3 separate regions of the Mus musculus genome follow, and regions 2 and 3 are each linked to region 1. A link is a loop called in an ENCODE intact Hi-C map of the cell type or tissue named here. Cell type or tissue: left cerebral cortex. All regions are shown on one strand.

Region 1 (8,000 bases):
GACTGTCTATGGTCTTCAAAGGATGCCCCCCACCCTGCCCCGCTGCTCTCCTTACCCCCTCCTCCACTCCCCCCCCCCACGCCAGCTACACATCTGCTTTCTTTCCTCTTTCTCCTTTCTCTCTCATACTCCCTTGCTGGTCACATGATGTGCGAGACCAGGAAAACAGTTTCAGAATGGCTGTATCCCTTCTTAATTAGGATTTACTTCCTTTGTTACAGAGCTGAAGAGATAAGGACGTCTTGGGTACCTTTCCCTGGAAAACAAGAATTTGTCACGATCGTGAGTTTGTTTTGGGGGGAGCTGTGGTGTGGGAAACGTTGAGATGAGTCTGTGTCCTAATATAGAACCCACCGGCAAGGCAGGCAAGGATGGAGGTGCGGTTGCCAGGATGAGAGACAAGAAGCTGGGCCACAGAAAGAATAGGGATGCCCTGCCCTGGGGCCAGTTAGGTTGGCTTCTTCATGGTGTCAGGGAGGGGCTAGGGGATGGTAGAGACTCATTCTAGGTGGCTGTCAACCCACTCAGTAGTACAAAGGCACCCTCTAGGATGGCAGTAGCCTGTCTAGGTCAGCCCTGCGTGGTGCAGAGCAACCACTTCAGGGATGGGCAATAAGAAGCAAGGAGCAGAAACGGTGGACTCCAGAGAGGACGGACCTCGGGCGTGGATCTTCCCGTGCATGTTTCTGAGGATGGAGGCACCTATCCTTACATCTACTTAATCTATGACTTATTTTTTTTGTGCTAGTTCCTCCCAGAGTGGGCTGTGATTGGATGTACCCTATGCTAGTTCCCCATAGACTATGCTATGATTGGATGTAACTTAGGCTATTTCTTCCCAGACTAAGCTGTGATTGGATGTACCCTGTGCTCGTTCCCCGTAGACTGTGCTGTGATTGGATGTACCCTGCAGCTGCGGTCTCAGAAAGTATCATTTCTTCCTGTCTGGATTTATGACAGTGCATCCTTTCTCAAGGCTATCTCCTGTCCACCCACCATCTCCTTGACCTGCTCCCCCTCCAGGAGAGCATCAGACAGGACTCTTCTCCCCCGCCTTGATGAATAAAGGGGGTCCAGGGAAGCCAGTGGCCTGTTGCATTACTATGAAATGACTCTGCCCCGAGGAAATTCATGACACTTGGCCAAGGGTCAAACTATGCTTGGTCAGGCTTATCCTGGCTTGGAGTTCTCTCTTTACCTTGTCAGCTAGCTCCTCATCGATGAGGGACCAGAGTACAAGTGTGGGCAGTCAAAAGAGGTCAGTATAGGCTCGGCCTCAGTTGCCAAAGCCATCCAACAAGACAGGTAGCCCAGGATGGTGCTGACCTCCTGTGTTTGAAAGATCCCTGATTACTATTCACAGGACAGTGAGGAGGGGGCTGTGTAGCGACAGAAGCTCCAGGCATGTGTCTTCTTTATCCCCCACCCCCGTCCCTGTCAGATTCTCAAGGTACCTGTGGCCGTCACTCGAGGAAGCACAAGCAAGATGCTCAGGGGCTGAGATTCGAAATTCCATCAAGGAATGTCTGACTCTAAGAACTAAGCTGGGATTCTGGCGTGCCCAGTATGGGAGGCACAGACAGCTTGGAAAAGGGAGGTCCCAGACCCCCTTCTGTCTCAGCATCTGAGGAGTAGGCTAGGATGATGGTCTTGGGCCATGTTAGGCTGTGTTTCTGGATTCCATCATGTTTCCTTCCTCCCCTGACTTCACCTAGAGGCAGGACCCTGCAGGACAGAGGTGGAGAGAGAGACACTGCCCCTTGGGTCCTACAAGTGGAACGGGCACACTGTTGCTGGACCCTGAGTCCCAGACTTGTATCTATGCTCCCCTCCTATGAGATTAGAGAGCCCCCTGCAGCTCTCAGGACCCCAGTCTGGGCCCAGATGAGCTCAGGCCAGGCAGGGTATTCCCAAAAGGAATAGCCACCAAGTTTCTCCCTTGAAGGGGTGACTCAGCCATCTCAGAAACCCCTCTCGTTCTCCATCTCCACCCGACCCTGGTTGCCCTGAGAGCCTGGCTGGATCTTCCCTCAGGAAGACCTCGGCACAGGCATCTATTTCGTCCCCTCATAACGCCTCCCTTCCCCCATGCACACCCTCCGATGACAGGGCTGCACCACCCCAGGCTTCCCTTCCCTGCACGTCGTCACTACTTCTGCCCGTGGGGCTCCTCAGCACTGCTGTCTGCTGAGCTAAGTGAGGTTAACCCATCCCCAGGGATGCCTGCGCCCACTCCTCAGAGTGGTGAAATGGAGCCTGAATCCCCAGGGACAGAGCCCACAAGGCCGAGGCCTTGGCAGATGGGCGCCCAGCTGAGCGTATCTTTTCCCTGGGATATTAATTACGGTAAGGAAGGCGGGCACAGTCTGGATGCGGGTGGAAATTTCCCGGTGCATTTTGCTCAGACAAGAAGCAGCAGGAGTGGAGAGCAGCAACCCCCTCCTTCCTTGTCTGTCTGTTCTTCCCAAGAAAGAGCCTGCTTCTCCATGGGGCTTCCCATGACCACAGTCTGACCCTCTGCATCTCCAAGGCTCGGAGGAGGGTTGCTCCGCAAGTCAGGGTCTGCTCTGTGTAAAGGAAGTTGGTTTCCCAGGGGCAGGCAGGGGAGGTGGCTGGGATATTGGGAACAGGTTCCCCATGGGATCCTCTAGGATATCTCCATGCCCCCCCCCCCAAACCGCAGTTCTGCCTCAGCAACTCCTGTGATGGGGTCCTGGAGTCAGTTGCTGCTGTGAAAAAGGCCAGAGTACAGAGCTTATAGATCTGGCCATGGAGAAAGGATAAGCCATCTCTTCTGTCGATTTCAGCAGCTTTTTGGGAATACCCTGTCTGGCCTAGGCTCATCTGGGCCCAGACTGGGGTCCTGGGAGCTGCAGGGGGCTCTCTAATCTCATAGGAGGGGAGCAGAGATGCAAGTCTTGGACTCAGGGACCACCAGCAGTGTTCCAGTTCCACTTGTAGGACCCAAGGGACAGTGGCTCTCTCTCTCCACCTCTGTCCTGCAGGGTCATGCCTCTAGGACTCCATGTGGCAGGCTGTGTGGACCACTGGGCATCCCTAGCTAGCCTAGGATCTCCAATGATGTTAATTGAAAGGAAGTCCCAAAGGCCCCAAGCTTGGGTCTCAGGCAGCCTGGTGGAAGCTAGCATCCCTATGCCAAGGACCTGAGCTCATGACCTGCAGCCTTTTTGTGGGGACTGTACCTGTCACAACAGAAGACAGATCAGACTATGTGGCCTCATTATGTTCCTGCCTATGTTCTTCAGCCCTGCCCAGGCTGTGAAGGCTGCTATAGTAACCACACAGATGAGGTGACAGAGGGAGTACCTGGACACCGCCAAGAGAGCATCTCAGCTGCCAGAGCCTGTGGGGTCCCCAGAGATTTGAAGAAAGAAACCAGAGGCTGAAGGGCCTGAGGTTTGAGACCTCCCAAGGGAAGAAGGAAGTAGGGGGTAAGGTAATGGTTTGAACCACACTCCTCCCAGGCCCTACAACTTGATAGATATTTACATACTGATACATGTAACCCTTTAGAAACAGGACAATGCAGTTGAATGTCCAGCATACAGACATCAGGCCTGGCTCCTCAACCCATACTCCCTACTGGACTAGCCCCAACTCACTTTAGGGTCTCAGGTGCCCATAGGAGAGGAGGCAATGCTCCCATTTCACAGCCAAACAAACTGAGTTCTCAGAAACCACGACCATGTGGCAGACAGAGCCCATCCTGATCATTGGTTATGAAGACCCCATTGTTCCCAGACTGCCTGGGTCTTTTTTTTTTTTTTTTTTTTTTTTTTAGAATCTGAGTCACAGAGTTTAATGAAAAGACACCCTACTTGGCGATGTGACTAGAGGATATGACATGCTAGCGAGGAAGATAGCTTGACAGTGGCCTGCTCCAAAGCTAGGCTCAGCCTACAGTGGCAAAGAGGCTATCTGGTCCGGCTGGAACTGCTTGGCAAGTACCCCAGGTAGAAGACATCTCCCCAGAGGCAGGCAAGAGGGAGGTATGTTCCATCAACTGTAGCTGGAAGTATCAGACTCATCACAGTGCAGGCACATGGTCACCTGTCCCTGAATGGACCACGAGGTTACCAAGAGCTGTGCAGTCTCTGTGCACCACTGTGGTCAGATTCCTCAAATGAGAGAGATACAGTAGCGAGAAATGCAAAACTGTTTCTTCCGCAGTGTCCCTTCAGTGCCCTCTACTGACAGAGTTGGGCATTGCTTCATGGCTCATCGAGGGAAGGCTGGGGTGGGATTGAGAGCCACCAAGCAACAACAAACCATGGTCTGCAAACAATGGCTAGCTGTTCACTGGTAGCCTGTGGCTGCTTCTGGAATGGGTCGTGAGCTAGAAACTCTTTCCCCTTTCTCTTAGTGATTGAAAGAAGTTCATGACAAGTCTTCCATGATGCATCAATACTGTATGCTGTTCAGGCTTCAGTTTTTCTGGACTACATTTTAGATTATGTCATTTTTTTTTAAAGGCAGAGATGTGGGGCTTTTTTCCCGCCTCTGACCACACCTGATTCATTTTCTAGACCCATTTTTGAGTCCCTCAAGCCCCAAATCAGCCCTAATATATTTAGTATCTAGTCTCTACAGAAAACATAGGCTCTGCTCCAAGTCACTAGGGATTCGGCTTCTTCAGTCAGCATTGGTCAACTGCCACCCCCACTCCCCCAGCACTGCCCATTCTGGGAGACACCAGGGACTCTCACTGTGGTGTCACATATGAGCCATCAGGAGGCAGGGACTCTACTCTGATTTCCTAAGATCTGTTCCACGGCAGAGGTCTCTGGGAAGGTGCTGGGTGAAGTCATCTGAAGTTGTGACTCGCTCCACACGCACAAACATCCAGCTCTATGGCCGGATCTGAGCCAACCCTGGTTTGCAACCCAGAGGCCAAGTGTGGTCCATCGCTTCACACAGCTCCGCATCTTCCCTTCCACGAACATCCTTTTCAACACACATCCCAGCCTAAGACACACCCATCCTGTGTTGGAGATGGGCCCATTTCACCGTCAAGGTAGCTGAGGCCCAGAAAAGCTACCAAGTAGAAAGAGAGAGTGGAAATGACAGAAGCTTCTGAGATCTGGTGTTACATTCTAGCCCGGGTGCCTTAGGTCAACCCCGACTTTCCACAACCATACCCATATTCTACCTCTAGTCCATGGCCCTGCACACAGCTGACTGCCTCAGTTCCTCTGTCTGTAAAATGGATCTAAAACCAGTAACAATGAAGGTTATAGCATGACAGTGTTGGCTACAAATGTTTTGGGTCACATTCACAGGCATCCGGGAATAAGGGTGGCCCTCAGAACACAGGTAGGACATACCTGCTAGCACATGGAAGGCACCCAAGAAACGGTAGCTCTTGAGGTACAGTGCCGTCCTCAGCTACTGAGTCCCATGCTCAAAGCAGTCTCTCCCATGCCGACCACCCATTGTGACTGAGCTTCCCAGCCACCAGCAGTCCTGGAGAGGATCCTGGTCTAGCAGAGCAGGAAGCCCCAGCACATCGCCCGCCCTCACTAATTGCATTCTCGGAACTGGAGCAGATGGAGGGAGGGGGTCTATTTCTCTCGGTTTTTCAAAGAGCCTTGGTCTGGGAGATAACTGTGTAATTAAAAGAAGAGAAATGCAAAACAAGCCTTTTAGACAGACCAAGCCGTCTTCGCCCCCTCGTAAATCTATTAATGAACTGTCATTGTGAGATAAAGCCCTGTACTGACCTGAAAGCCAGTTCATCGGGAGGGGGGCGAGAACACTGGCATTGTAGACCTAGGCCTCACGTGGGAAAGGAAAATATATTAATCAGCTTAGCTCTGTCTATCTGCACAAATTCAAGAAATATCTATTGGTTGCCTAGTGATATGGCATTTTCTACCAGACACTGGCTGCCCTGGGGGACCCTGGTTTTCCCACTCTCTGGAGCATCTGTCAATCAAATCTGGAGCAGAAGGAGGTCTAGATGAGGAAGTCTTAAAGACACGAATGGAAGGGAGGCTGAGGTTAGTGGCAGGGGCCTGGGTCTGAGAGGGTCCTCAGAGGTCCAGGCTGTCCTCCTCAAAACCAGTTGTGAAAGAGGCATGCCCTACACGGGGATGAGCCAGACCCTTGGATGTCATAATCCAGGCTCCCTAGAAGGAGGAGGTTCATGGGCAGATGTAGGGTGAGTTATTCAGGAGAAAGGCAGGAAGGGTATGGACCTGTGGGGAGCACTGGAGTATGTGTGGTACTTCATGGCTGTTCCACACAGACAGTGAGTCAGCTATCCTGCAGCCCGGTGTCAACTAGGTGGTCCAAGGAGGGCAGTAACCCCAGGCATCCCCAGCTGACTGGGCCCAATGGAGACAAGAATCCCTCAGGACATTTAGCAGCAAGCTAATCATTAGCTGCTGGAGGATGGGTGTCTATGGGATGCTGGCCGGTTCCAACAGGATGTACATCAGCTCCTCACTCTGACTCCATCCATCACAAACAGATTACATCCCTGCCCACCCAGCACCACCCCCTTGGGCCCTCCACTCAATCCTCTCCCTTCTCATTGCTCTTGAGGGAAAAGAGAGTCCTGGGTTCCTGAGTGGGTGGAGCCTCAGATCTGGTCAACAGGAGTACTAAATGTCCCTGGAAAACACAGTGATTAGTCCAGGGACAAGATGGGGCCAGAGATGGGGTGGCAGTTGATGTAGATGCAAATGTATTGATGTGCAGGTATTTGCTAAGAGTGTTTCAAGAGAGAACTCAAAAACTAACCAAACAACCAAACAACCAAACAACCAAACAAACAAAACCGGGCATTTTGAGTGTATTAGCTTTGGGGCTAATACAAATGAAACCACTGCTTACAGATGTGTCTTTACATTCTCTAGAAGCTCAGCTCATAGTCAGTACGTGTCTAGAGAAGGCCACCACACTGTTTTTGAGGTGACTGACCTGCCTATGCCCCTACAGTGCAGGGCAACTGGATGGACTCTGCCCAGACTGTGGCTGCTTGATCTGATTCAGTCCGGCCATTGCTCTGAGAAGAGAGGCTCTATGGCATGTGCCCCTCCCATCTTGTCACATGCTTATTAGCTTTAGAAATCTACTGTCAAGTGTCCTTGTTATGTTTTGGTCATTTTTATTATGCATAAAATATTTGTTGTGTTTGAGTGTGTGTGTGTGTGTGTGTGTGTGCATATGCAGGCACACACTTGCCATGCTACATATGGTAGCCTGTTGCTAAACTAGCCTTCCTGGGGGAGATTGGAACAACATTCTCCATCCTCCTAAGGTCCTAACCACAAACTGAAGCATGACTTCATCACAGTTTATCCCTGGGGACCTAGTGAGCTCTGGGGGCTTCACTTACAGAGCACGATGACCCCAAAGCATGCAGAAAGTTTCCCATCGATGCATAGATGGAGCCTCTCTTCCCGATTCTTCCCAGACCGTATCCTCTACTTCTCTCTGAGACCTCAAAACCACATGACATCAGGGCAGAATCACACTCAAGTGGCTTAGGAGGTGCAGCCCGATACCCTAATGACATTATTCTCATCTCCCCAGGGACGAAATTTTAGCAAGATGTGAGGTAGTCGGAAGGGCACGACAAGATAAAAGATAAATTTTCAGGGGCCTCTGGCATGGCTCTTTCTAGCGTGGCTCTTTCCATGGACAATGACTTCGTGTCTTCATCCTGCTTATCCTCTGCAAGAAACAAAAAAGGTTTGATATATAGATGACATAATGCTACCCTCCAAGTGCTTTGCAGATTTGGAGACCCACTTGAGAGATAGAGAGTGTGCCTGAGGGAGCAAGGATGGCAATCCAGTACACGGAGACACAAAGGACTTTCTTTCTTTTTCCCATCCTGTGTTTTATAGCAAAAGGAATAACACTGATATCCATCCACAGTCATCTTCTGGGGATGGGACGAATGAGAGGCTGTGAGGGTTTGGTACCTCATTACACAGAAGTCCGACATCCATGTCTGCCCTTCCAAGGCT
Region 2 (8,000 bases), 410 kb after region 1:
TAACCGTTGAGACTCCAAGCCTCACCAACGGTTGTCTGATCACGGTAGGCTGAAACTCTCTGGATTGGACAAGCTGAGCCAGCTGCTAGGGGTGGGACCAGGGCAGGGGGAGGCAGCAGCAGTCTGGGGGGAGGGGCCGTCCTGCAAGAGCCCTCTCCCTTCAGTCTCTGTCAGGGACTCAACCTAGTTAACTCACAGCTCCCAGATGACACTTTCCGGACACAGCCTTTTCACAACATAACACCATCCACAGACAGAATATTCCAGATTCTTACCGAGGAAAAAAATCCTCTTCCCTTCTGCCTTCAATGGAGTCACTGCGCCCCCATCTGGCATCTCCAGCTCTGAATTGACCCATTTGACTCCATTCATTCATTCACTCATTCATTCTTCTTTTTAATATGAAAAGTTGTCCTGTCTAGCGTGGAAATCGCCATACAACTCAGGTTGACCTCAAACTTGCAATCAATCCTCCTGCCTCAGCGCCTCCTCATCTCAGTGCTTAGGTTACAGGACTGAACTATATCAGTCTGCTTCATTCATTCCTGTATGTCACAGCCATTTACTTGGACTAGAAGGCTCAGACTTTGTGCCTGGCGCTAAGTATCTGAAGGCGCACGGAGACTTTCCTCCCAGAGTTCCTGATCTCATAAGGGTGGCAGGACCAAGAGACTATAATTATAAGATTATATAAAAACCTAATCAGCTCCTCCCTTCCCTCTCTTGAACTCAAACAGAGAAAAACCAAGGAAGGCTTCAAGGAAGAAGTGATTTCTAAGCTGAGAGACAAACTGGAGGCTCACATAGGAAATTGTGGAATCACAGAGTCCTGGAGAGAAAGAAAACAGTTTGTACAAGGTGCAGAGAAGAGATCGTGGGTTGTGGATACTTAGGGACCACTGGTAGATAAAGCTAGCCAGAGCGTAGGATCCCAGAAGATGAGGTGGGCCAGGCAGGGGCTAGACTTCTGACGGAGCTGAGAAGGAAAGACTTTTAACTCTGAAAGTAACAAGGAGCTTTGATGAGGATTTGAAGAGGGGTTTAAAACGTGCGTTTTAGGAAGAACTCTGACACAGTGGAAGGAAGAGGCTGCTGCCTTCCTGCAGGTGGACCACTGGGGAGGGAGAAAAGGAGAGATAGAGGAAGCATAGGATACTTCAAGACACAACGGGAAGGCACAAAGCCCCTCCTGTCCTGCTCTGGCTGACCTAGCTGGGTGCCACAAGCCCAGCTGGGGCCAGCCTGAAGGATAGCAGCATGCCTCCAGCAAACAGGGTACACAGCTCTGGACCACCGATGCCACCAGACATAAGCAGGAGGCAGCATAGGATCCAGGCTCCCCTCCTGGCTTCCTGTCTAGCCCCCCTTTTCAGCCCCAGAGAGAAGGCTGCCTTGACAAGCCCTTGTTGCCTAACCTGAAACCACAGGGCACCTCTCCCTCATTCCTGCTGCCCAATAACTCCAGCGACCAAAAGGACAGACCGATCCAGAGCACAGTGGGATAATTGCTGCCAGGTGTGCACGTCTGGGAGTCACCCCACACAGACCCCCACTGGGTGACTAAGGAAGTAGGCAGGGGACTGGATCCACTCCCTAGACTGAGGACAGAGGGCTGCCACCTCCCATCTGCCTAGAGCTTCTCTAATACTAAAAGTTTCAAAGGTGACAGGAACTTGAGAAGTAATGTGACTTACCCAAGGTCACACACAACAAGTAGCCGAGACAGAATTTGAGCCCGTGTTGCCCCCTCCCCCCCCCCCACACACACTTCAAATTAGCCCCTAGGGTTTTGCCACACACACACCCCCAACCCATCTTCTCCTCAGCTTCTCAGTAGGGGACTTAACATTCTACCAAGTATCACACGCGGTCATTATTAAGACCATGAAGCACACGGAGAAACTGAGGCTCAAGAATGAGAACAACCTGCAGCAGTTCTCACTCTCAAACCTTGATCCTGACAGTCTACTACCAGGGCAATTGATGATCGTGTGTATTCTCAAATCAAGGTGATCGAGTGAGGGAATGAAAAGGGTTCTATCTTAAAGATCCCGGGCGCCCCGCGGCCCTGAGAAAGGTCTAAGAGGCAGGTTGCCTGGATCACCCTCTCTGATACCAGGAGGTCAAAACTGAAGCTGAGCAGTACAACCCCAAAGCTGCAGGGCAAGACCAGGACAGCTCCCGAGACGCCCCAGCGGGGGCGGGGCGGTGAACGAGATCCCCGGAGGCCAGTTGTCTGGGGCAGGCAGGCGACCTGGAGTCTCTCCCTGGGCCCAAGGCGGCAGCGCGTGTCTCGGCTCTGCTTCCACCCGGGGCGACTCCCAGCTACCTCACGCCGGTGGCGGGAGCCAGGGGAGGAGGAAACCCTGGAAGAGGACCGGCACACGCCCGCCAGAGGGGCCGAGGCCTGAGGTCCAGGCCTCAGGAAAGGACGGTGGACCACGCGCGCGCACACACAGAAGCACACTGACACTCCATTCACAGAGCACACGATGCGATGCGCTCGCGGTCGCACAGACAGTCACTGGACACACACTCAGACATGGGAATGCACACACACACACACACACACACGCACGCACGCACACGCACACACCCTCCATAGGACACCAGGCTCCAAAGCACACTCAAGCACGGGATCTCACCGCAGGCCGAGGGGGAGGCCCATGCACACATTCACACACACACACACACGCACACACGCACACACGCACACACACACAACACACACACGTCCGCACGCGCGTGCCCGACTGGCCGGGAGGCCGCACAAAGTTGCAAAGCAGACGCAGGCAGCGTCCCCGGGGACCGCGGCGTCCCCAACGCCTCTGACGAGCTACGATGGGGACGCTGTCCCGAGGCCTCCAGCCAGGCCCTGCGGGGGCCCCGACGCCGCAGCCCCGCCCGCAACCGGGTGCGCCCCACGGCCCTCCCCATCCCGGGCGCCCCGCGGCCCTGGCGCCTCCTCGGATCAGCCGCCAGCCAGCGCCGCTCGGAACTTGCGAAACAACAAACCGCCCGAAATGTCGGAGTCGGCGGCTACAGCCACGTCTCTCCCCGTTCCTTCCCTCGCCAGCCGCAGGGCCGCCCCAGCCTCCGGGGGACGCCGCCGCGACAACTTGTTCCGGCCGGGTGCGCCACGCACACGCGCGCGCGCGATCACACATACACTCACATATGCACACACACATGCACACACACCCTCGGGTCCCGGCCACACTCGACCACGGCCTAGGAGCACCCCAAGCTCGCAGCGTCCCTAGCCACGAAACCATCGCTCACCGACACACTCACATCCACTCCAGACACGCTCCCCCATACGTATTCCCCGCATCCCTGACATTCACACGGACCCACACAGCATCGTACACCCCAAATACTCCCACAGGGTCACTCGTGGGCACAGAGCTCACACAGGTTCCGACCCGGTTCCCACGACTGCACACACACACACACACACACACACCACACACACTCGGGCCCACACTTGGGCACAATCCACCGAGTCCTCACAGCACAGGCATAAACAAACACGCGGGTTTTCAAACGCACCAGCAACAAACAGTACTCCCGCCTAGGGAATACAAAAAAAAAAGCCAACAAATGCAACACAGGATCAGACGCAACTCTAGCCAAGCCACTGAAACTCAGATACACAACCCACTTGGCAGCGTGGACAAACATGAGCCAGCGCACACCCGGTGCTCCACGCAGGCGACACTCACACCAGCACACTCGCATCCGCGGTACACACTCAACCTCAGTTTGCACACAAACTACAGACACAGCGGCCACAGAAGCTTGGAGCACTCCGACACCAGCGACAAGCCATCCCCGGCCCCCCGGGCACTCGCGGGATAAGCTTGGAGGGACCGCGCGCGCTTACCTGCGGGAGTCTCGGTCTCAGGCGCGCAGAACTGGAAGGTGAGCGCCAGGACCAGAGCCTGAGCCCGGGCCATGGCCGCCGCCTAGGTCCTGGAGACCCGCAGCTGGGGAGGCGACGCCTCCGGAGCCCGACCGGGAGCCCAAGGCGAGCGGGAGCCGTAGTGGAGCAGTGCCGCGCGGAGCGGGACTGGCGCCGAGTCCAGAGCGGGAGCCCGAACGAGCGGGGCGCTGACGTCAGGCCCCCGGGCGCGAGTTCCGCGGTCTCGAGGCGTCCCCTGCTGGTGGTGTCGCGCGCTGCGGCCCGGTTCCCTGGGCCCGCCGGCCTTGGCGTGCCCATCCCCCACTCTCGCACCCCGTCGACAAGATCCATCGGCCGGTGCCGGTGTTCAGGTCGGCACTCTCAACGCATCCGTTGCCCACGGCTGAGACTGTAACCCAGGAACCCTTGGCTCCTCTGTTCCCTCAGTTGCTTAAGTTTTTCCTACCTTGACTACTCTGAACATAAACTCCCAGCTCCCTCCAATGACAGAGCACTCTTCATCTACCTGAAACGTTGTTGGGCCTTTGGAATGTTGCCGTTTACTTTCAGTAATATGAAATTCACTTCTCTCTTACTGACGCTCGTGCCTCTACAGTAGCCTCCGGCTACTCGGAGTAAGTAGATTTGGAACTCTGCCCCGTCCAAGTTTTTGCACAACCACCAGCATAGTTGTCAGTGGCTACTTAAGACCAGGTGCCATGTGTGCCTCTCTCTGGGACTCTGTTCATCTTCACTATTGCCCTAGGGGACACACACCATTCTAATGCCATTACACAGTTGAGAAAGTTGAGATCATAGAGCGTGACTTTTTCAAGATTATGTGTCAGTATGAGGCGACACCAAGATCTGAATCAAGGTTGTCTGGTTCGAAATGTGTAAACAAACGAACAAAAACCGACTCACATCTGGAAACCCATTTGCTTCTCAAATACTGAATAGATATGGGCTTGTTGGTTCAGTGATGACTGTAGACTACCGAGGAGATTAAAAAACAAAGGCTTGATCTCCGGGAGCTAGAGAGACGGCTCAGTGGTTAGGTGCGTGCACGCGGCTCTTGCAAAGGGCTCAGGATGGATCCCCAGCACCCTTGTCCAACCACCTGTAACTGCGCATCAGACCAGCACTTCTGGCCGTGTATATTTATAAAATATAAAATTATATTTTAAATATAATTTAAATATTTTTTAAAATCCCCACCCTCATGAAGCTTACATTCAGGAGGAAGATGCAGGAGAGGGTGGGGGGGGGGGTTGGAACCTACAGTAGGGAAAGTGGATCGCTGCACTTCTAAACAGACTGCCTGCTATGTGATGGACTTGGTATATATCCCCCATGTTTAGAATGTGTGTCCCCCTAGGGAAGCTTTTTCCCCCGGGGCCTGGTATCCCGCATACTCGATGAGTAATGAATGAGCGGGTAACTGATAGATGAGTACTTACAGAGAGGGCCCTTGCTCTCACGAAGACTTCATGCCGCAGATAAATAAATACATATGGAACTTCAGTCTGAGGCATGCGCCCTCAAGGAAATGAAGCTCTTGCAACAAGGAACACTAAAAGATGGGGGGGGGGGGTCGGGTCACGCTTCAGAAAAGACAGTCCAAGACAGACGCCTTTGCCAAGGATGTGACCCCATGCCACGTGATCTTAGACCTGACGTGTGAGGAGCCAGCCTCAAGCACACCAATGGGAAGGAATGCTGCAGCCAGCCAGACCAATGGGAAGGAACGCTGCAGCCAGCCAGACCAATGGGAAGGAACGCTGCAGCCAGCCCGAAGCGCGAGCCTTGGTCTAAGAGGGAGCCCGAATGGAAGGGTGAAGAGGAACGGCAGGTGCAACTGGAAAAGTTGCCAGGGCCTGCAGACCACACAGAAAGCCGAATACGGAAGACATTTTGAGTCAATAAACACTAAGAAAATGATCAGCCGCTGGAGAGTCTTGAGTTTTGGTTTATTACTTTCATTCCCCCCAACAACTAATGGGCAGAGATGTTGAAGGAACTCATTTAAGTACAGGTCTTGGCGTCTGTAAGGCCTCCCTATTTCTTGTCTCTTCCCTCAGTTGGCTCACACTGAGAAGCTACCCTGAGGCTAGAAAAGGAAGAACTGAGCATCCCTGGTCTCCTTGGGTCCTCAAACTGCTGCTCAAGGAAGCAAAGACACAGCTCTCGAGGACCCGAGCATTAAACTGAGAGTCACCATGAGACAGAGGTAGAGGAAGGAAAAGTGATGGGCAAGACAGAAAGACATGCTGAAACAGAGAGAGATCTGGCAACCCGGAGCCGGCTGTGCGTTGGAGGGGGGGAGAACTGAAGTTTTGGGGTTTTGGTTTTTGTTTGGTTTTTGTTGTTGTTGTTTGCTCTTTTTATTAATCTCAAGTTTTGAGGTATGGACACTGAGAATCAGAGAGCATGATGTATTTGCGCAAGGTCACTCAGTCAGTCCATAAAGGTGTCAGGATTTGAACTCAAATCTGATCGGTTCCACGTTCTCTTGCTCCTTGGTCAGAGGACAGCCTCAGAGACTACGGTGAATGTGGTGTGCCAGTGTTAGCAACAGGTAAACAGAGGAAGAGAACATTGTTCCCCTTTGCTTTAAAAAGGGCCACAAACTTCAACAATCCTTGCAAGATAGAGAAAAGCCCTGGCTTGGAGTGGCTGCCCCAAATCTAGGGAGAAGGATAGGGTACCACAGTCAGTGCCAGGTCAGGAAGAAATTCAATTACCTGCAACTCATGGAATATTTATGATGCCTATCCTGTGTTAGGCCCCATATTGAGTGCTGGCATCCCGGAGATGAAATTTTGCCTGGAGGGGGAAGTGGACATATAAATAACTACAAGATAGTATCCTAAAGGCCATAACATTAGCCCAGAGAAATTACAAAGGCATTGGGGTTTGCTCAATAGAACAATATGTGAACCTGGAATTCCCCTGGAAGGTTAGACAGGAAAATTCATTTCAGTCGATCGAAACCTGAATAAAAGCGTAAGACAAGGAAGAGCTGGTGAGGGCGGAGTTGGGTGTAGTTGGGTCGCTGGCTATGTACAGTGCAAAAGATAAAGCCAGAAAGAGGGTAGGCATCAAAGTGCATATGGTCTTGAATGCAAAGCTAAGGCCAATAGGCTTAAACCCCTTCACCGGTTGTTCTCAAACTGTGTGACTGCCAGATGGCCTAGACCAAAGGGAAAGGTGAAAGGGTGTGGAGGGAGATGAAATCCAGCCTTAAGGAGGAAAACTTTCCAGCCTGATTCTCCAGACTTTCCTAGTTGGCTGCCTGGGGAGGAGGAGGAGCCAGTGGGCGGTGGGGGTGAGGGGATAAAGAGGAACATCCCAGTGTCACCTAGAGGATGCAGCAGAGGGACCTTGTGAACTTTCTGGCACAAGTATGCCTCCCTGTCACTGTGGAAATAGGTGTTCACGTGAGTGCACACCTATTGTGAGAACAGACTTTTCCCCTACTGGTAGGTATCAGATTTCTCTAATAAATGCAGTTATTGAGTCAAACCCCAGTGTTTTACAAAGTGATAGCTCTCATTTCATCCTCACACCATATTCCTGGAATCGTTTTAGAACGTTCCATATGTCAAACAGTGTGCTAAGTGGTTCAAGTGGTACTCGCTCCCTCGGTCTTCAAGACAACCTTGGGACTATTAGTCTCTTGATTATTGTTGAGCTTTTTTTGTCTTTGCCTTGTTAGAGATCAAACCCAGGACCTCACACGTGCTACCACTGAGTGTGCTCTACCACTGAGCTACCTCCCTAGCTCAGTTCCCTTCATTTTAACCATGAGGGAAACAGAGGCACAGAGAAGCCAAGTGACGAATTCAAAACCAAACATCCAGGAAATGGCAGAACCAGGATGCAAATCTAGATTTGCCTGAGTCCAGTTCCCAAAACCTTAATCTCTATGCTTTGGTGGGCTCTCCTCCTCAGAGAAAAATTTGTTTCCCACGGCAAGCTTTGGGTCAATCATCTTTGTCTTTCAAACGCTCTCTGATACTTATTTCCTGGGCTACCACATCACCGGACTCTGGGGAACGTCTAAGAATGTATACCTTTGGATCGTGTACCTCTC
Region 3 (8,000 bases), 57 kb before region 1:
CAGGCCTGCCAGGGCACATCAAGAAGCCACACGGTTCTTCCCTACATAGGAGGGGCTGCAGAAGGCTTAAGGGTCCTCAGGAGGCGGCTGGAGTCTGTTACTAGGGTGATCTTTGTAGGTTGTTCTGTATCTGGGTGCATCCGTTTCTCCATTCTGTGTCTGCCACTGTGTGCCCACTTCCCAACCAATGCAGAGGGAGCCACCACCTCTACGGCTGTCCCTTCCCTAAGCTGTGATCTGAAATCCTTCTCCTATGGTGACCCAAAACAAACCTTTCCCCTCTTGTTTCCCTCGGGTAGTTTATCATAGCAATTAGAAGACAGTCAATCACAAGCTTGCTTGGGGTCACCCGGAGAAAATAATCAATCAAGAGTTTGCTTGGGGTCACCCTGCAGCTTCCTGGAGAAGCCAAGATGAAGCAGGGAGGTGAAAGATTCCTGCAGTTTTTACCAGGAGGTTAATTTCCCCTTCCATGGGTCTTTCTGATAGCGTCTTGGGATTCCTTACGAAAGGTCATGGGTCAAAAAGCTTGTGCCTTTCAATGCTCCAGAGGCAGACTGCCAACGCTTCTTCCAGAAGACTCTGACTCGATAACAACGGTTTATTAATTCAACAATTACTCATGGGGGTGTTTACTGTGAACCAGATGTTCTTCTGTGTGCTGGGGCCACAAGAGAGACAGACGGACATGACCTTGCCCTCCCGGGGGCTCATGTGAAGGGAGAGGGCAGTCCTTCGAAAGGTCCCTGGCTAATGTTCTGGGGAGGGCAGTGGCGGTGAGCAGAGGGAGGCCAGTAGCACAGAATGCAGGTGAGCCGGGCACAGAGATCGCCACTGCACGTAGCGTGTGCTCACAGGGATTCCCAGAGGAGCTAGCCTGAAGTTCAGTCCCAGGTAACCAGAAGGGAAAAGGAGGGGAGGGCTAAGGGGGTGCCAGTCCACTCAGGAAGAACAACAGAGCAGGCAGAGGACCAGAGTCTGCAGCCAGGAGAGAGTGGAGGGGTGAAGAAAAGAACAGAGGAAGGGCTGAGTGAGACTGGGAGGGGGGGGCGGGAGTGGGGAGGAGCAGGGGCCAGGTGATTCTAAAGGAAGCCTCAGAAGGTGGCAGACACTCCAGTCAGTAAAATGTGAAACAATTAATTTGGAGCAATCTCTTTAGATAAGTAGAACCCAGAGTTAGAAACTAAGTCAGCTGTCCAATTTGACATGTACTTAGAATGGAAAAGGAAATCACGGGAAATTATAGACTTCAAAAGCTGAAAAGTGCCAGGGCTGCCACACAATCGAGTCCATGCACACTCCCTTTAGTACTTTGTCCCAACGCCTGGGTCCCCTCTCCATGGATTACGTCCTCTGTGGCAGTGACTTTGTAACCGCACTTTCTGTAGAGAGGGTAGGAGATCGCTCAGGCTTGCCTGGAGCAGAGTTTGATGGAAATTGATTTTTTATTATTGATGGTTTAGAAATGCTTTATTTTCATCTTCGAAATTTGTTTTTGATAATGTCTCCTAAATCTTTAGAACTGCTGTCAAACCTGGGGAAATATCTATCAAGGACTTCATCCACATCGTGTGTGTGTGTGTGTGTGTGTGTGTGTGTGTGTGTGTGTGTGTGTGTGTGTGTGTGTGTTTGTGTGCGCGTGCGCGCGTGTGTGTTGATGTAGTAGATGTGAGCTTTAAAGTTGCTTGGGCAGACACAGACCCCAGTTCATCTTCCAATACACAAGTCTTGCTAACTTACTAACCCATGAGTGGTGCTACGGACCCTCCAAGGGCTCTAGAAGGACTCTAGAGAACAGTGGCTCCCACAGCTAAAGCTGCGTGGAAACTGATCTCTCCCTGTAGCGAGTTCTGTGGGGAGAGAGGTCACGGACTGCTCTGCAGACAGCAGACTACAGGTGGACCAGGAGCGCGGGGGTGGGGGGGGGCATTGGATCATCCAGATAGAGTGACAAAGAGGGAAAGGCGAAAAGCATCAACAATGTTTGAAGAGTGCTGGCCCGTGGAAGGGGCAGGGAGAACTCAAGGTCATTCAAGGACAAACTGCCTGCTGCCCCGCTTAGACCCTTCTTTGGTCTCCTTTCCTGGTTTTGATTGTGAGGTTCTAGGCCTGACCCACTCCCCTGACCCTGCCTTGCCCTTCATGCATGCCAGAAAGAGATCCTTGCTTGCCCCAAAGCTGGGAGAAGACCCAGGGAACCAGAGATTTCACTAACCGATATCTGCAACTCGGGATAGATGTTTGAGAGTGAATGAGTCCCAACAAGCTCCAATGAGAATGGTGGGATAGTTAGGTTGGGGGCCTGCACAGGACAGAAACTCCTCCCCCAAAGAGGCCAGGATCGGCCCTGCAGGAATCAGCACCAAACACACCAGAGGCAGGTGGAGCAGGCCTTCATGGCTGGAACCAGGCTTGGTGGTGGTAGACTGGGGATCAGTTCCAGGAACTAGAGAAATGTCAGAACTCCCAGCAAAATGAAATCTCACGCTGGGGCTAGGGTTCAGTGGTGGGGCCACTTGCAAAGCCCTGGGTTTAATCCCCAGAATGTGTGTATGTTTTGGTGGTGTATGTTAGATCTGGGGGGCGGGGGAGATGGTTAGAATCAAAGTTGAAACTCTCAATAAACAGTTACTGATAAGAAATGTGGAATCAAGAGATGAACGGCGAGCTGGTGCTTCTTAGGAGCCAAGTAAGGCAAGGGGTTAAGGAAAAGGAGTGCGCATGCGCAGAATCAACCCCAGGGAAACAGAAATCCCAGTTCGGAAGTCACTCAGATCAAAACAGAAAAGGACAGCGAGAGATAAAATTCCCACTCTTCCCCACCACGCAGCCTGGGCTCGGCCTCGCTTTCAGTGGCTCCTGCTCAGGGTCCTGAACAGCTGGCCTGCGCTGCAGTGGCCTGCAGAGATAAGATGAGCCCCGCCGGACCTCAGCTCCTGTGTACTGTTGAGCTTCAAACCCCGCTGACTTGGACCCGAGGTTAGAAATATTCCGCTTCTTGTGAGTGAGTGCCTCACCCTCCGTCAAAGGGCTTGGTGACAGTACAGAGTTCATGGGCAGGGACTTCAGAAGAAAATGACAATCTAAAAAAAAATCATTTGTTCCTTCCTTCCTTCCTTTTTGTGGTATGGGGACTCAAACCCGGGGCTTTGAGCAAGTTAGGTAGGTGCTCTGCCCTTGAGCTATGTCTCTATGGCTGTCTCTGTATCATCTCTATCTCTATCTCTATCTCTATCTCTATCTCTATCTCTATCTCTATCTCTATCTCTGTCTCATCTCTATCTAACACTAGCTATATCTCTTTTAATTTCTATTTTGAGACAGGGTCTCATTGTGTTATCCAGACTGGCTTTGAACTTATGACTCTTTTACCCCCCAGGCTCAGCTATGAGTACCTTTAGGAGCTCCACTAGATTCAGTTGACACAGATAAGTCTTTGGCTATTTCTGTCCCAGACCATGGTGTCATAGTCTACAGACAGACACTCCGCAGAGGAGGAAAGCCTGGTACCTCCCAGACTTGGCTGAGAAACATGTCCTGTTTAGTGTTGCCTCTCATTTTGGGAAGCTGAACACGGGTAACCATGGCAGCCCAACAGGCACTATATGCTTTCTTTGGATGCTCTTCAGAGTCCTAATAGGACAAGAATGTTCCCTAGGTCTCAAAGATATTAATAAAAGACGGGTTATAACTTTGCTCTCACTGTTTCTACTGGAGAATGCTGGGCACTGCAATAAAGTACCACTTACAAAAAAATCTGGGCCCAAAGGTGCTCTGTGGTCACGGTGCCCATATCAGCAACAAACGGGAAAAGTGTGTGTGTGTGTGTGTGTGTGTGTGTGTGTACCTGTGCATGTGTCTATGTGGTTTTCTTTTTTGTAAAACTGCTCATTCCCATCACACCCAAAAGGTATAAATTTAAGCTAATAAAACACATGTTGATTCAAAGGAAACATAAGAGACTAAACCAGTTATCTAAAAATCATTTGTTCACTAATTCATTCATTCATTCATTCATTCATTCATTTGTGATATGGGGGATGAGAATCGAACCCAGTGCACAAAAGACCAAAGAGGGAAGAGCCCTGAACTTGGGGGCACGAGGATGTAGCAGAGTCGCCATTTGAAGAGTCCACCATGTTCAGTCCGATGCACCAGACTGCACTTGCTGCTGCTGCTTCAAGCCAGGAAGACCCCTCTCCAGATGTGAGCACATCAGACAGAGACTATTCAAGCACAGCAGAAGAAATGCCACAGAGAAGATGGGCCCCGATGCATGGAGACTTGTCACAGATGTTGAAACAAGCTCATAGTGACCAGGTATGACCATGTAAGGTCTTCACTGTAGAGAAATGAGTGGTTTGAGAGAGTCACCCAAGATCATGTGACCGGCGAATAAAACTACCAGAATCTGAAGCAGGTGTGTCTACTTCCAAGTCCCTCTTCTTTCTCCTTGAGCTCATCACTTACTGTGTGACGTCATCCTGAGAGCGCACAGGGAGAACATCCCATGTGCCGTGTCACAGTTAGTTATGAGAGCCTGGTTTCACTAAGATGATGCCAGTGAGTCCCTGCAGGACCTGAATAGATCTGTACAGGGGCTCTTAGGAATGGCAAGTGCATTCCTTAAGGAAAGGCCCACGCAGAGGCCATGTTAGTTACTGTTCCGTCACTGTGATAAAACACCATGACCCAGAGCAACTTCTTCGTGGCATGGCAGCAGGAGCAGGAAGCTGAGAGATCACATCTTTAACAACAGCACAAAGCAGTAAGGGTGGGCTGGAGGAAAAGTGAGGTGCCCCCTCCCCACCCACATTTCCTCCAGCAAGACTTTGCCTTCTAAACCTTCTCAAACAGCGCCACCTACTGGGGACCAAGCATTTAAATGCCCGAGCCTTTGGGGGACTTTTTCTCATTTGGACCACCACAAATTCATGGCTATATGCAAGACAAAAATCAAAGGCTGTCACTGAGCATCTGCAGTCACTGGTGTCTGCAGTGTGCTGAGAATTCAGGAATACTGGATCACAGGGAGGTCAGGGCAAAGGGAGCCAGGGCTGAAGACAGGGAAGGATGCGTCTGAGAATAGAATGTTAGACGATGATCCTAAAGTAGAGAAATGCTCTTGGCCACAGGCTTGCCACCATGTGACAGCCCAGGTGCTGCTGCAGCCATCAGCAACAATGTGCAAGTGTACAACAGAGAGAATAACTGTACCAGGGCCAATGGGTGGCCTGGAGCCAGGACATGCAATAACTCTTTTCTTCTGACACTGTGTCTACAGGAGCTTGCCTGGAGTCTGTCTCTAAGGCCTTGCATTAATCTTAAAAAATGGCCAAGAGTGGAATTTATCTTTTAACAATATTCCACTCTTGCTTGCTGCTAGTGCCCAGGGCCTGTTGCCTGTCTGTTACTTACAGTGTCTGAAGATTGACGGCCACTGCACTCAACCCAAGAGCTGTTTAGTGGTCAAGGACAGGGTAGAAGACATCATCAGAGAGACAGAAAGATCAGCAGAAAACAAAGGAACAGAAACCAAAAGGATAGAAAGGGATGCCCAGAGAGTGGGGGTAAACATAGGATCACAAGACCAGGAAGGGAACCAAGAAGGCAGGGAGGCCAGGAGCCAAGGCCAAGGCAAGAATTTGCCAACATAGAGTGGTTGAAGAGAGGGTCTCAGTAGCAAGATGACCAGAAGCCCACATGAAAAAGAAACTAGCCCACCAGTGGGCTTAGCACAGACAGGTTCTGGGGGAGCCCCTGAATTTGAAACCTTATTAGCTACCAAAGCTCCCATTGCAAACCTCTGCTCCAGAGGGCCAACCTGACCTCTGCCATTGACCTTCCTGCCGGGCCCCCTGCCCACCTGTGCCTGGCTCACCTGACCATCACTGGCTGATCTGGCTCTCTAGGTTTAAGGTAGTATGGTGGATAGAGAGTCTCTACCCTCCACGGCTTCGGGCTGCAGCATCTTTCCCACGTGGTCCTTCTTTTCCCTCCTGCAATGTCAACTTGCTTCTCTGAGAAAAGATCCAAATGGAGGTTAAGGGAATCAAGTATGATTTAATCCCGTTTAAAGGTAACTAGGAGCACATGGGTGTAACAGGCCCAACTGTTCTGATCCCAGCTCTCTCTTGTCCTGCCTCCTCCTCCTCCTCCTCCTCCTCCTCCTCCTCCTCCTCCTCCTCCTCCTCCTCCTCCTCCACCTCTTCTCCCTCCTCCTTCTCCTCTTTCTCTACCTCTTCCTCTCCTCCCTGCTCCTCCAAAGACACCCAGGATGCTCCTGAAAAGAAGGGAATACCATCTGCTAGGTGTATTTCAGAAACTGTGCCTGGGGGATCCGGCAAGGCAAGAAATGAGGCGCACTAAACTTAGCACAGGGCTAGGGGGAAGGAACTCTGTGTTCTCATGCCAGGTCCAGGTCTAGAAGGCTGGGGAGCAAGTGACTGCACCTGCTCACTGTTCACAGGGCCTAGTAGCCTGAGGAGGAGGCACTCTCCAGGGCCAGCCCTCAGCTCACATCAGAGTCAATGCTAATCCAGTCACCCAGCAAAGCAGCTTCAGTGCTGTAAGGGAGGGGCCCCAGGCAGCTGAAGCCCAGGGCAGCTTTTCGTAGCAATATTATAATTTTCAATTCCGAGACATGCTTTAACATTCTACAGTAAGATGTACCTTTTGATTGACCTAGACATTTAATCTCATCTTTCTCTTGTTTTCTTTCTTCTCCCACCACCCCCACCCCATCCCCAAAAGCTGTTATTAAGTTGATGGTCTATTTTCTGATAGCTTCTTACAGTAAAAGCAAGTAGACTCAGCATGACAAATACTGTGAGCAGCAGTCCTAAGCATACGAAGTACCCAGCATGAGTATCTACAGTGTCTTATGTCACATCAGAAAAATTAAGTCTCAGAGAGGTACAGAAACTCACTAGCAGTCTCACAGTAAATGTGCAGGGGTTGGGGTCAGAAAGCATTAGAGCAATCTTACTACCTTCACTCTGTGGGTCAGAGTACCATCTCCGGGGCTACTGTGCCTATAGGTTCTAGCACTAGTTAAAGAGAGTGTTTTCGATCTCCAGGCCTGGGTGGAATAGCCAGAGACAGGGCACCTAGTCAGCCATTGGTGCACACCAATAGGTGTTCCCAGATGGAATTTGGTCACAACTGGCGGCCCTAAAACACATTCTGCTGCTGGCTTCCCTCCTCCTGCCAGCTCTGACCAGAGAGAGGCAGTAAAAGGCTTGGGTATCCAGGTCTCAGCTGGGAGGCCAAGGTCGAGGAATGGGGCAACAGGTATGAGTGCAAGGGGTGGCTTTCCCTAGAAAACTGTTCTGGCTAGCCTTTTCCAGAAGCCTCTTCTCTGCGGATGATGGATGGCCCTCTGAGCGACAGCAGGTACGTGCTTCACAGGGACACATCAGCCCAAAGACCCATAATGCTTCTTGAAGTCTATCTACTGACCACAGGGCAGAGAAACTGGTGAGGGACCCTAAAGACCCCAATACAGGGAAGCAGCTGGGGCGACTACTGGACTTGCCGGCACAGTACATCTATAGTCAGAGCCATGTTGACCCCAAGCACTGTAGTCAGGCCCTGTGTTCTTTTGGGTGGGAGACTCTTGTGTCTAAGGGCAGGCTTAGAAGTTAGTAGAGTCCAGTAAAGCACAGAAGAGCCTGTGCTGATGTTAATTAGCTCTGTGATCGTGATGTGTCATCTCACCTTTATTAACCACCATTTGTCTGTAACTCAGAAAAATAATAGTTGTTTTGTATATAGCATAGAGCTCACACCCTGAGCATAGTATGTGATCAGGATATTTTTGACTTGTTACTCTGAAGCCATCCACCATGGAGTTAAAAGGAGCCCTTCCTTCTCCAGAGGAGGAAACTGAGACCCAGTGCTGAAAGCCTGCTCTGACATCCCGGGAGCTGGGGAAAGCAGGGGGTTATGGCATCTGTGACTGGGGTTGGTGCTATAGCAGCCGATGCCACTCTCCCACC

The links. A loop is a pair of places that touch in the nucleus more often than their neighbours do. Peaks named below come from ENCODE experiments on the same cell type or tissue, not always from the same donor. Only the 100,000 strongest peaks of a DNase experiment are listed, where the experiment ranks them.
Region 2: it touches region 1 in a loop (6-fold over the local background); 11 of 42 quality-filtered maps call a loop at or near these places.
Region 3: a loop joins it to region 1, with 2.0 times the contacts of the local background. A loop is called at or near these places in 4 of 42 quality-filtered maps.

The regions. Positions count from the first base shown.
Region 1 is chr4:131,427,225-131,435,224 of GRCm38, forward strand. Gm35634 (a long non-coding RNA gene) reads left to right here. Exons shown (of 4, transcript XR_390798.2): 3 at 222-282; 4 at 885-1,079. Among named protein-coding and RNA genes, the nearest start is that of Gm35634, 22 kb to the left of the region's middle. In left cerebral cortex, a CTCF peak has its summit at 4,212 (motif pointing left); DNase peaks (open chromatin) are centred at 842, 2,374 and 4,185; H3K27ac peaks cover 1,033 bases.
Region 2 is chr4:131,834,198-131,842,197 of GRCm38, forward strand. Ptpru (protein tyrosine phosphatase, receptor type, U) reads right to left here and starts at 4,081. Exons shown (of 31, transcript NM_001083119.2): 1 at 3,887-4,081. The coding sequence starts at 3,959. In left cerebral cortex, CTCF peaks have their summits at 342 (motif pointing left) and 4,169 (motif pointing left); DNase peaks (open chromatin) are centred at 89, 281, 3,155, 3,739 and 1 more place; H3K4me3 peaks cover 2,353 bases; H3K27ac peaks cover 1,205 bases.
Region 3 is chr4:131,369,862-131,377,861 of GRCm38, forward strand. No RefSeq gene overlaps it. Among named protein-coding and RNA genes, the nearest start is that of Gm35634, 35 kb to the right of the region's middle. In left cerebral cortex, a CTCF peak has its summit at 4,874 (motif pointing left); DNase peaks (open chromatin) are centred at 3,510, 4,800 and 6,398; H3K27ac peaks cover 485 bases.